Regions from separate parts of the Homo sapiens genome. Here region 1 is linked to region 2. Evidence: chromatin contacts called from ENCODE Hi-C data. All regions are on one chromosome and are shown on one strand. Each heading gives the region's core, a stretch centred on a gene start or an enhancer-like site at or near the end of the contact. The rest is flanking DNA. Distances are from core to core; before and after follow the strand shown.

Evidence for each region. Hi-C counts contacts between places; a loop is a spot of excess contacts on that map. Pooled maps may share reads with other maps.
Region 1: a map of MCF 10A shows a loop between it and region 2 (3-fold over the local background). The contact joins two enhancer-like sites. A Hi-C loop is called at or near these places in 7 of 168 maps with a recorded cell type or tissue (Calu3, HepG2, MCF 10A and 3 more) and 4 of 50 pooled maps.

The regions. Positions count from the first base shown.
Region 1 is chr1:61,223,055-61,228,588 of GRCh38, reverse strand. All of the region lies in intron 2 of NFIA (nuclear factor I A), which reads right to left. Among named protein-coding and RNA genes, the nearest start is that of NFIA-AS1, 28 kb to the left of the region's middle. Within about 2 kb of position 1,733, at least 8 of the 41 ENCODE cell types and tissues checked have a DNase peak (open chromatin) inside an H3K27ac peak, as active enhancers do.
Region 2 is chr1:61,337,059-61,342,180 of GRCh38, reverse strand. All of the region lies in intron 4 of NFIA (nuclear factor I A), which reads right to left. Among named protein-coding and RNA genes, the nearest start is that of NFIA-AS1, 86 kb to the right of the region's middle. Within about 2 kb of position 3,545, at least 32 of the 41 ENCODE cell types and tissues checked have a DNase peak (open chromatin) inside an H3K27ac peak, as active enhancers do.

The sequences.
Region 1 (5,534 bases), core at 484-2,983, 110 kb after region 2:
AAGCTAAATCTCATAGTTTCTGGAACATAATAGTTTTTCTCTTCCAACATTAACCCTGTCACATTTTGGCCATTATTATTTGAGCCACACCATCCATTTCTTTGAACATCTTTCTTCAGGGTAAGTGTTCAATACTGAAGCCCAGTCCAAGCCAAGGATGCACAGATGGGTGGTTACAGCTGCAGCTCCTCTGACAGACTGCAAAAACCCGCTGGGACACTTCCCCCAGCTCTGTCTATCCATCTTGTGAGCTGGTGCAACTCCACCTTGCTCACGGCTTTGTTGAGTGTGTCACAGGACTTTGGCCAAAATGCTACAATTCGAATGGGTCTTATTAATGGGATGAAAAATGGACTCTCAAAACACACTTACATACAGATCACATGTTTTTCCTGAAATGACTGACAATTCTAATAAAAAAGAACATTATAATAGGTTTAAAAAAACCTTCAGAAATAGTGTATTCAGACTCTCTTTAGCAGGGTGAATGAGTCAAGTTACTCAATAGGATCCATTCAGACTGATTAAATTGGAACCAAGCCAAAACAGATCTTCAAGATCTGAGAGATAGTGGTCATTGAGCCGGGAAGAGGGAAATGGCATCAACTTGAGAATGTACAGACCACAATAGTGATAGAAAATAATAAATTGGTCAGTCCAAAGGCTAGCACAAAAATTTATAATAATGAAACTTCTAGGCTTAAATATTCACAGCTTTCCTCATTTAAAACCTGAGATAATGAATCTGAAACACCTGCTTATGATACCAGACAAGGCCACTTAAAGATTTTAATTAGGAATAGACTAAAGTTTCTAATCTGAAGTTTTATTTACTTACTGGTTACTTCATCTACCTTCCAAAAATAATTTGAGATGGTTCATAAACATATAGTAAATTAGCACACATACACATTTAAGTCCATAAAAGAAGAAAAACATGAACAAAAACTGCAGGGGTTAGAGAAGTAGTGGGGGCAAAAACTTAGGCTGAAATATTCACCAAGGTTAAGAATTAAACTTATCTCTGAGTTTCTTGGGAGCCAAGGCAAAAAGGGAAACAAGGCATTATATAATTTTTACGCCCTGATGAAAGAAAGAATACCGCCTTTCAGGAGTAAAGCTTTCTCTATCGTGACTTTTAAAAAGAACGAATCAGTCTTCAAGATCCCATCATCAAATCGTGCCTGTTCTGCATGATTCCTGACCTAGATTGCCAAAGATTATGAAATCAAGCTTGATAAATTATGAAACAGCTCAACCAATTTCTAAACTAAACAAAAAGGGAAAATCAAATGAACAAACGTTTCCAAACATTTAAAAGTTAGAACCACCCAAAATAAAATTGAAACCAGCGGCAAATAAAGCCAATCCAAATCTCAGCAAACCAGAATCACAAAACCCTGTCGCTACAGGCTTGGGAAAAAAATGCTGCTTGTCAGTCAAAGTGTCTGTCTATGGCATATGGGTAAAGGTTTCAGTCTGCTATCTCCAGACTCATCTTATGGCACTGGTTCAACACCAGTGAATGGTGCTTTAAACAAAAGGAGAGCTCATTCAAAATGGGCGTTTGAGAGTTACCGGTCAGTGTAGCTGTGCAGTTTGTATAAGTGAAAACTATTGGCATGGGAGAAATGAAGTGCAGCTCCCAGGCCTTTGGAGTTTCCTAAGTGCTGAAAAGCAGCCGGGAGGTTAAAGCTGGCTGGTCGGAATGGCATACTTGGCTGAATGCACAGCCAGGTGGCTTGGGCATATTGGCAAACAACTGGCAACCTGCCCAATACATATGGCTTAGATTGCTTTGCTCTTCCCATGAAGCCTTCTTAGACTCTTGAGCAAGCATTCGTTTTAGAATAAAATGTGTCTGAGTGTTAAATAAAATTTTTTAATAATATCTGTCTGATGTAAAATCCCTTTACCAAAAATAAAAATAAAAATAAAAAGATGGGAGGGGTTGGTTGCCAAATGCATGAAATAAAGCATTTCTTTGTGGGAGGAGACTTTGCAGATCCCTTTTCAACCATCTTTGGACTGAATTATTTGGACCTTTCAGGTTCATGGGGGTTAAAATGACCCCTGCAATCCCTGAGAAGCAGGGTTAATGTGAAGTTTAGGGATGGCTGCCAAGAGGTCAGGTGACTATGAATTCCTAATAAATACATAAAAATACAAAGTAAGTAGAGTAGGATAATGGATGTGGACAGCAGATACATTTTGTAAAGGAATATTATGAAATCTTGATTGACAGATAACACTAAAAGGTGTTAGTATGGTCTATCATGTAAATACATATCTGGAGACTCGTTAAAACACAGTCTTTAAGTGCTAACTGTTGAGGCACATGTTACTTCCCAGGCTTTACCAAGTGGCTGCTTAACGTCGACAGCATGAGGCAAACTTTGGTTTAATAACCCCAGCTGATCACTAATCTTGTAATGCTACTACTATCGTACCACATTAAATATTACACAAATACTACTTTCTTCTAAAGTTGGGTTTTCTTCTGTTACACATGTTTGTTGTATGTCCACTGTTTCATTTTAGTTTACTGGATATCTAAAAAGTATTCACAACTGATACATTAGTGAATTAGATTACATGCATTACTGTCAGAATCCTGTTTTACTTATGATAATTTTTAAATATAAGTTTATGGTCCCTTAAAGTTGCAAGCCATTCATCTAATAAACTATGTTAAATCTTCTGGAATTATTATAGTCTACTCGGTAAAAAGATTACAGAGCTGGTGTTGTATTGTGTGTGTTTTTTAAGATTTTAAGCTCAGTAACAGCTCAAACACTGAAATAAATTAATCTCTCATACTAATGAGGGCTCCATACACTCACAAATCTAAAATCTCTTAGGTAGATGCAAACATATATATTGCGATAGAAAAGGAATCATTTGTGCTTATTCAGCAAGTACTGAAGATGTCAATCGTAGATACGAACAAGCAAACTTCCTTTTGGTGATACAAAATAAAATTTCCTGCTATAGTTGCTCCATCTCTTTCACATGCAAAAAAAAAAAAAAAAAAAGTACGAGCTGGGCGCGATGGCTCACAGCTGTAATGCCAGCACTTTGGGAGGCCGAGGCAGGCGGATCACAAAGTCAAGAGATCAAGACCATCCTGGCCAACATGGTGAAACCCCGTCTCTACTAAAAATACAAAAATTAGCTGGGCATGGTGGCATGCACCTGTAGTCCCAGCTACTCAGGAGGCTGAGGCAGGAGAATCACTTGAACCCGGGAGGCAGAGGTTGCAGTGAGCTGAGATTGGGCCACTGCACTCCAGCCTGGCAACAAAGCGAGACTCAGTCTCAAAAAAAAAAAAGTACTATGGACATAAAAACTCATGTAATGGCTTTACATTGAGTATTTACTGTGTTTTAGGCTAAAACCTTCAAATCAATTTCCTTCTCACAGACTTTTTTTTTTGTTTTTTAAAAAAACAAAAAACAAAATATATAAGTGATAGAAACACATTTTGAGGAATGGAGCAAACTTAAGGTGGAAGGGTTCAATAGATTCCTATGTCATGAATCTGGAAAATAATATATTTTTAAAGTCTGTTTCTTGGCAGGGATAACACAGCAAAGAGCTTCATTAGTAAATCTTTCCAATACTCAAAATTATGGGGTGAAAGGAGTGGAGACCTTTTAAAAATGGACTTTAGTGCCTCATGAAATGACCTTTGCAGCATCACATTTTCAACACCCTTATCCTCTGCTCTTGATCAGCAAGTAGTACCACTTAAGAGCTTTATTAGAACATCCCTTTGCCAACTTGGAATAGCTCCAGGCAACTCTGTCTTCCAAGGACACAGTTTGAAGTACTTAGAGTAAATTGCAATGGACTGGATAGATGAGTAGAGGAGGTGAGACAACTGAATCAAGTATCACTGCTTCTGAGACAGAGTCCCCCACCACCAGGCACTTGGTACCAAATGGAGACTAGAGCGTTATTAATTTTTAAGGGCTTCAGATAAACAGAAGGGTCAGCAGGAAGATGATTTTTACACCAACAGGACTGAATCAGAATAAGTTTCTTCACTCAAAAGCAGAGAAAAGGCTAAGGGCATAATTTCTCAAAGTGTGTTTTGGGAGGTTAATGGGGGTTGCATGAAAAAAGGATTCCACTGACAAATAAATTTGGCTACTGCTAGTTTAAACAAAGTTCTCAGACCCTCTAATATATTAATGTGCGTCATGACTCTCTCCAAGAGAGACAACAGTATGCATACATATTTAAATCTTAATTCACCAAAAAAGCACACTTTTTTCTATGGAGCATAAGAGATAAGCATTAAGAAGTATATTTTGGCTAATATTAACTTGAGCTTTTAAAAGTTAGACTTAAGTAAACTTGTTTAAAATTAAATTGAAAAGTTAAGTTCAAGACAATAAACTAATTTTAAATATATTTTTAAAACTAATTTTTAAATATTAAACTAATATTAAAAACTAAGTAATAATTTCCCTATTTTAAACACAGTGTCTAACTGACCTTACTGTATGTATCTCAATAAGTAAAATTCTATCTTATCAGCATTAAAAGTCCTCCCCACCTCCAAATAAAACCCAACTCTAACACAAGCTTTTTTCTTCATATTAGGCAAGAACCCTCTGGTAATATGTAAATAGAGAGGTCAGTTTTCAAACAGGCTGGTTTCTGAATATGGGTTTTAATTATTTAAAACAAAATTTAATTTTTCTAGAAGGTTTCTGAGATGAAGTTTTAGTTGATATCCTCAGAAAACCTCAAAGTATTTGTTAATAGAATTTAGCACCCTAATGATCTAGATTTTGGTCACAGAGTTGTCCAATTAGAAAATGTAAATTTTAATAAATAGAAATACAGAGAAGAGGTGGAGGATAGCTATCATTCTAAATAAAATTACTGTTTATTATCAAATGAGAATTCCACATTCAGACAAAATATTTACAAAAAAACAATTCTGGAATCGTGGAATCTCAGAGAAAGTCAACAAGTGATCATAAAATTTTTAAAATATAATTTGAAATGTTTATCTTATATTCTAAAAATAAGTTAAAATTTGTGGAGTTTCCAAGTAGTCTCATTTTATATTCTCAATTCCCTTTATGAAACCTGAAAAACTGTAAGTTTGTACAGGTCCATCAAAATCCATATTTTGTCTCCTTGCAAAGTACAGGGAAAGGTTCTTCTACTCATAGCTGCATGTGACACCTTTCATTAAAGCTACTTTTTTTAAAAAAATGACACAAGAATATGCTTGGATTACAACACATTTTCCTGGTAAACATTTGCTCTATTTTATTTTTGCTTCTGGTCTCTATTTCCTGGCCAAAGAGTAGTCTCACCTAATGGTAATAAATGATTTACTTCTTGGTTAAAACTCCTAAAGAAAATGTTCTTTAAATAGTGAAATTTTATTCAATTTAATTTTCAAAGAACTGCTGTTAAAAAATTCCAGTTAAAAAGAAAGATTAAACAGTTCTAAAAATAAACAATATTTGGTTAAACAAATACACAGATTTAAAGCATATGGGTAAAAA
Region 2 (5,122 bases), core at 2,296-4,795:
TTCCACCAATAACTTTCATTTTTTTTCTCCTCCACCTAGTGAAAAATCCTGGGTATTAACATGTACTCATATTAACCACACACTGGATTAGTTCAGTTCCAGTATTTGACCTATGTGTGGTTTTGCTGAATGTGGACTCCACCGGCCCCATTCTAGACATGCTAAGATGGTCACTACCAACAGCCCTTCTACTCGGCAAGAGTTAGCTATGATAATGTACTCCAGCCAAATCTCAATAATATTTGTGGCCCTACTGCAGGGTAATATAGGATTTCTCTCAAGCTTTGGAGGTCACAAAAACCCCTTCTAGTTTTTCAGTGTTACTACTGGATATGAATATCCACCATTAAAAAGTTGAGGCTTATGAGTGCATAAATAAAGGTTTATTAAAAAGCACATTATTAGCTGGGCACACTGGCTCACGCCTGTAATCCAGGCACTTTGGGAGGCCAAGGCAGGCAGATCTCTTGAGCCCAGGAGTTCGAGACGAGCCTGGGCAACATGACAAAACCCTACTTCTGCAAAAAATGCAAACATTAGTTGGATGTGGCAACGCGTGCCTGTGGTCCCGGCTACTGGGAAGGCTGAGGTGGGAGGATCCCTGGGGCCTGGGAGGTGGAGTTACAGGGAGCCATGATTGTATCACCACACTCCAGCCTGGACAACAGAGTGAGACTCTGTCTCAAGAAAACCCAAACAAACCACATTGTCAGTAATGACCTGTAGCATGCTTCTGCCATTCATAGGGAATTTTTGCTCATAATATGAGTGAAAGCAAAATTTTAAAATACTGTAAAACTAAGTACTACTTTTAAGAATGCTGGTACATGGGCCAGGTGCAGTGGCTCACACCTGTAATCCCAGCACTTCGGGAGGTGGAGGCGGGCGGATCACGAGGTCAGGAGATCGAGACCACGGTGAAACCCCGTCTCTACTAAAAATACAAAAAATTAGCCGGGCGCGGTGGTGGACACCTGTAGTCCCGGCTACTCGGCAGGCGGAGGCAGGAGAATGGTGTGAACCCGGAAGGTGGAGCTTGCAGTGAGCCGAGATCACGCCACTGCACTCCAGCCTGGGTGACAGAGCGAGACTCCATCTCAAAAAAAAAAAAAAAAAAAAAGAATGCCGGTACAGATGACCCAGGTGTGGTTTGCCACTTAAAAAGTTGTTAATGTGTCAGTGTTAGATTGAGAATTTTAAAACATTCTGCTATCCACGAGATATCCTAGGAGAACAATTTCTAGAATAATGCAGAAACACAGGCTCTGGCTGAAAATTTGAGGAAAAAGAATCTTCTGAAAATTTGAGGAAAAACAATGCTCAAAACAGAGGAATGAGGTCTACTATTGGCATGCTCTTACTCTATTGGAATTACTAACTCCGTAAGGGTCACTAGAGTGGCTCTTCTAATAATTGGTTGTTAGAACATGAATTCTAAAATTGGCCCTTCTTAATTTATACACGCACACACACATGCATTTTCAATAAATTTACTGATAGTGGTCAGCTCCAAGATTGGCTCTGAGCACACAGTGAAGAACGATCAGGGGCTGAGGCTCTGTTCAATAATCGTGGTGGTTATCATTGTTGAGCATCTACTATGTGGCAGACACTAGACTATCTGTCACTTAACCCTCATTACACTCCTGAGAGGTATTCCTATTTCCAGTACTTGGACTTAGACTCAGCACACAGTTAGGACTTCATAAACATTTGCTCAATGAATAAATGATTGTAACCTAGAAGAAAACACAGCCAAGAGGGGTTAAATATTGCCCAAAGCTATAGAGTTGATAAGTTGCAAAGCTCAATTCCCCAACTCTATATCCTGTACTGTTTTACAATATCATGCTGCCATCTTGAATATAGGTTTTATACTTGACACATAGAAAGCATAACTGATGAATGACCTAGAAATAGATGAACATACGAATAGAGACCATGACAACACATTAGTATGTACATCAAGGGGTATGTTGTGTTTCTCCCCAGTTCAAATCTTTATAATAAGAGTATTCATAGTCTGGTAAATTTATCAGAAGCTTCAGCTGAGAACAGAGATCAAAACGGCCCCAAATTCTGCCATGAGAACTCTCACTGCCAGCTCTAACCAGGAAGATTGTAGGAGTATGCATGTAAGAGAAAGGACTAGACCTTCATGCAGAGCAGTGACTGAAGGATACACTAATGTCATAAGCGTATTCCTGCCATAGTTCTAATTTCAACAGCTCAGTGGTCCATGACAACAGCCAGGGCACATATCGAACACAAGGTATATGCACCTTTTAATTCATAGGGCTGAGTCGGCTGAGGACAGAGTCAGTCTAAGGGTGGGGATACTCTCACCTTACATGGCTTCATTAGGTGAGGAGGGTAGGATAGGAAAAAAATCAAGCTTGGCCACCCATACTGTGAGCTAGGATTCAGAAGAAAGCGTAGTTTGACGACAATTTCTATTACTACCAGTCCATTGCACTTGCTGCCAGCTTTACTACCCAAATATTCACCCCAAACATGTCAAGAAAATTAAAAGGAAAAAATCATACAACAAAACATCCTCCTGAACTAATTCAATTTCAATATTTATTTTGAAAATTTATTGAATTATAGTAGAGGAAGCTGGCTGAATTAAGCCAGCCAGACTGTTATTTTTCTTCCTACGAGTATGGCAATATTTATTATTTTACCTCTCTATGAGGGGTTGATTAAAACTAGAAAATGTAACATTTGCAAAGTCATAATATATTCAGAAGAAGGTGGTTCAGATAGGCAAAATAAAAATATATAGGGGCCAATCAGAATTTTCTCTTCCATAACTTAGATTTTCTTTAAAAACTACATTTGGAAATAGACATTATGATTTTTTTAAAGGGCCACCCACTCTTTTGTCTGCTCCACACTCTACCTTCACTCTAGAAGAGGTGCCATTGACTTCTACAGATATAAAATGTGTGACGTTCATTTTAAAATTACTAGTAGAGCCTGCTATTGACCATCCAATTATGCCGAGTTCCATTTATAAACATAGCTAACCACTAAGTTTATGGAGACTTTTTGTGCTGCTTTAATAGGATATTGATCGAGCACATAGTTTGAGTAGACTGCCATTGAATTGTGTAATGGCAAACAAAAGGCAAGGTCACGGCAACTGTTCATGCTAGGGCTGCAATCTATTTTTTATTATATTCTTTTTGTTTCTTCCTTTAATGCTCGAGCCCAAATGGTTTCTTTTGAAAGAAGATCTTGCTTAAGAATATAAGCTATTTTAAAAATTAATTTCCATGCAATGATCACAGCTATCGTGTTACTTAACACAGGAAAACCAACAGGCCACTAGTTTAGAAAGAAAGTTTTAAATCTATCCCACTTTAATTAAGATCTAAAGTACTGCGAATGTTTAAATGGCACCCCAAATGACTGGATGTCTGGAATTTCTTATCCTACACCCATTTCCTCATTAGTCCTTCTGTGCAAGAACATTTTGTATTTTCAAGTTTGGGCTTGTTCCTACCCAAGAGTTTCGTTTTCTTGTTGTGCCTTGTAGCCGAGTTCATTCTGTCTTAGAAGTTCCACCATGTCAGGTTAGAATATTGCCAATAGTTCTTACTAAATTACTAGCCTGAAAATCTAAGCATCTGAATATGGGTACTTGAAAACGTAACAAGGACCCAGAGACTTCAAAAAGAACTTTAGAAATGAACTGCAATTTGGATGTTAATGACAATTCCTGTGTGAAAATATAGAAAGAGCGCACATTTCTAAGGCAGAAAACAGCCACTAGGGTGCCACCTCATGCCAGGCTGAGGCATATGCCTGGTTCCATTCACTCCCACTCTCCATTGACAAACAACTCAGGAATCCTGTAGTGGACCCGGCAGCTGAGCTTTGTGGCAGAGCCAGGACAATTCAGCTGCCGGATTTTAATAGATTCTGCAGCACTGCAACAGGAACCAAAAATCAGTCCGGGTAACTGAGAGTGGTTTTCACACCCAAAGACTCTAAGGCTGGCCACAGTGTACTGAGAATCCTGGCTTTTCAAAATTCCAGGGCCATGAAGTCATCCTTAGCCACGAAGTTTACTTAACCCTTGCAGCCGGCTTGGGTGTACAAACCGCCGCTAGAAAATTAGAGCCCACCAGGCCAGAGTCACAATGGCCTGTGTGTATTTGCGGTTTTCCTCTTTCCCAGTGAAGTAGTTAGGGTTTCGAAGTCACTCCACCAACTTCAAGTAAAATAGAGTCAGCAATTTGGAAGGAAATGGGCAGAAGTAGTGGATTTTTCAGGAGAACTTTCTGGGTTCCTACCAGGAGTGATATTTGACAGCCTTAGCACTCATACTTTGAGGAAAACACTAGCGCAAAATAAACAAAAGAGTGGGTGCTGACAGAGAGAGCTATCTAAGCAGCATCACTTAGCAGCTAGTAGAGTGGGCTCTCTTTGTAGCAACTTCAAGGGAAAGAGACCAATCTAAAAATGCCTTGAGAAGGCTTTGTTTGAAAATGCAGCATCATGTAAGAGCCATTTCAACAGATGGTTCTTGTCTCTTTCCTCATAGTATTATGCTAAAACAACTTTAGTGATTCTGAACCACATTGTTAACACTTGTAAAACCCCCTTCCCCAAAGCAGAGAATACTTCTCTCTCTCTCTCTGGCACAGCATCTAGTGGTCTGTATTTTCCTCCTCCCCTGGAACAAGGCAATAAATAATTGAGCTACTTTCAGATGGTCCTACCACATGGGGGAAAAACTAGCAAGAGAACAAATATAGATTTTTATGCTACAGTATTTTCTTTGCCATGGAAGCAGAACTTTCCATTCTTGCCTTTCGTGGACTTTAGATGATAATGAAAAAAAAAATTAAAAGGTGGTAGGCAGGAGGCAAGGAGGAAAGGGGAGTTCACGGAAGATTGCAGCTTCAGTTGGCCAGCAGGAGTCCCTGATTCCAACAGGTTCATGTATCTGATCAGTATAATTCAATGGCAAGCATCCTTGTTGCCTCATCCCTCACCTCTGAATTTGTGAGGCTAAGCCAGCAGCTTTCTCCTGAGTTTCTCTGCCATTGCCACCTTGGTAGTAACGCTATTAAAAACAACACACTTAGGACATAGTTATTTCAGTGAA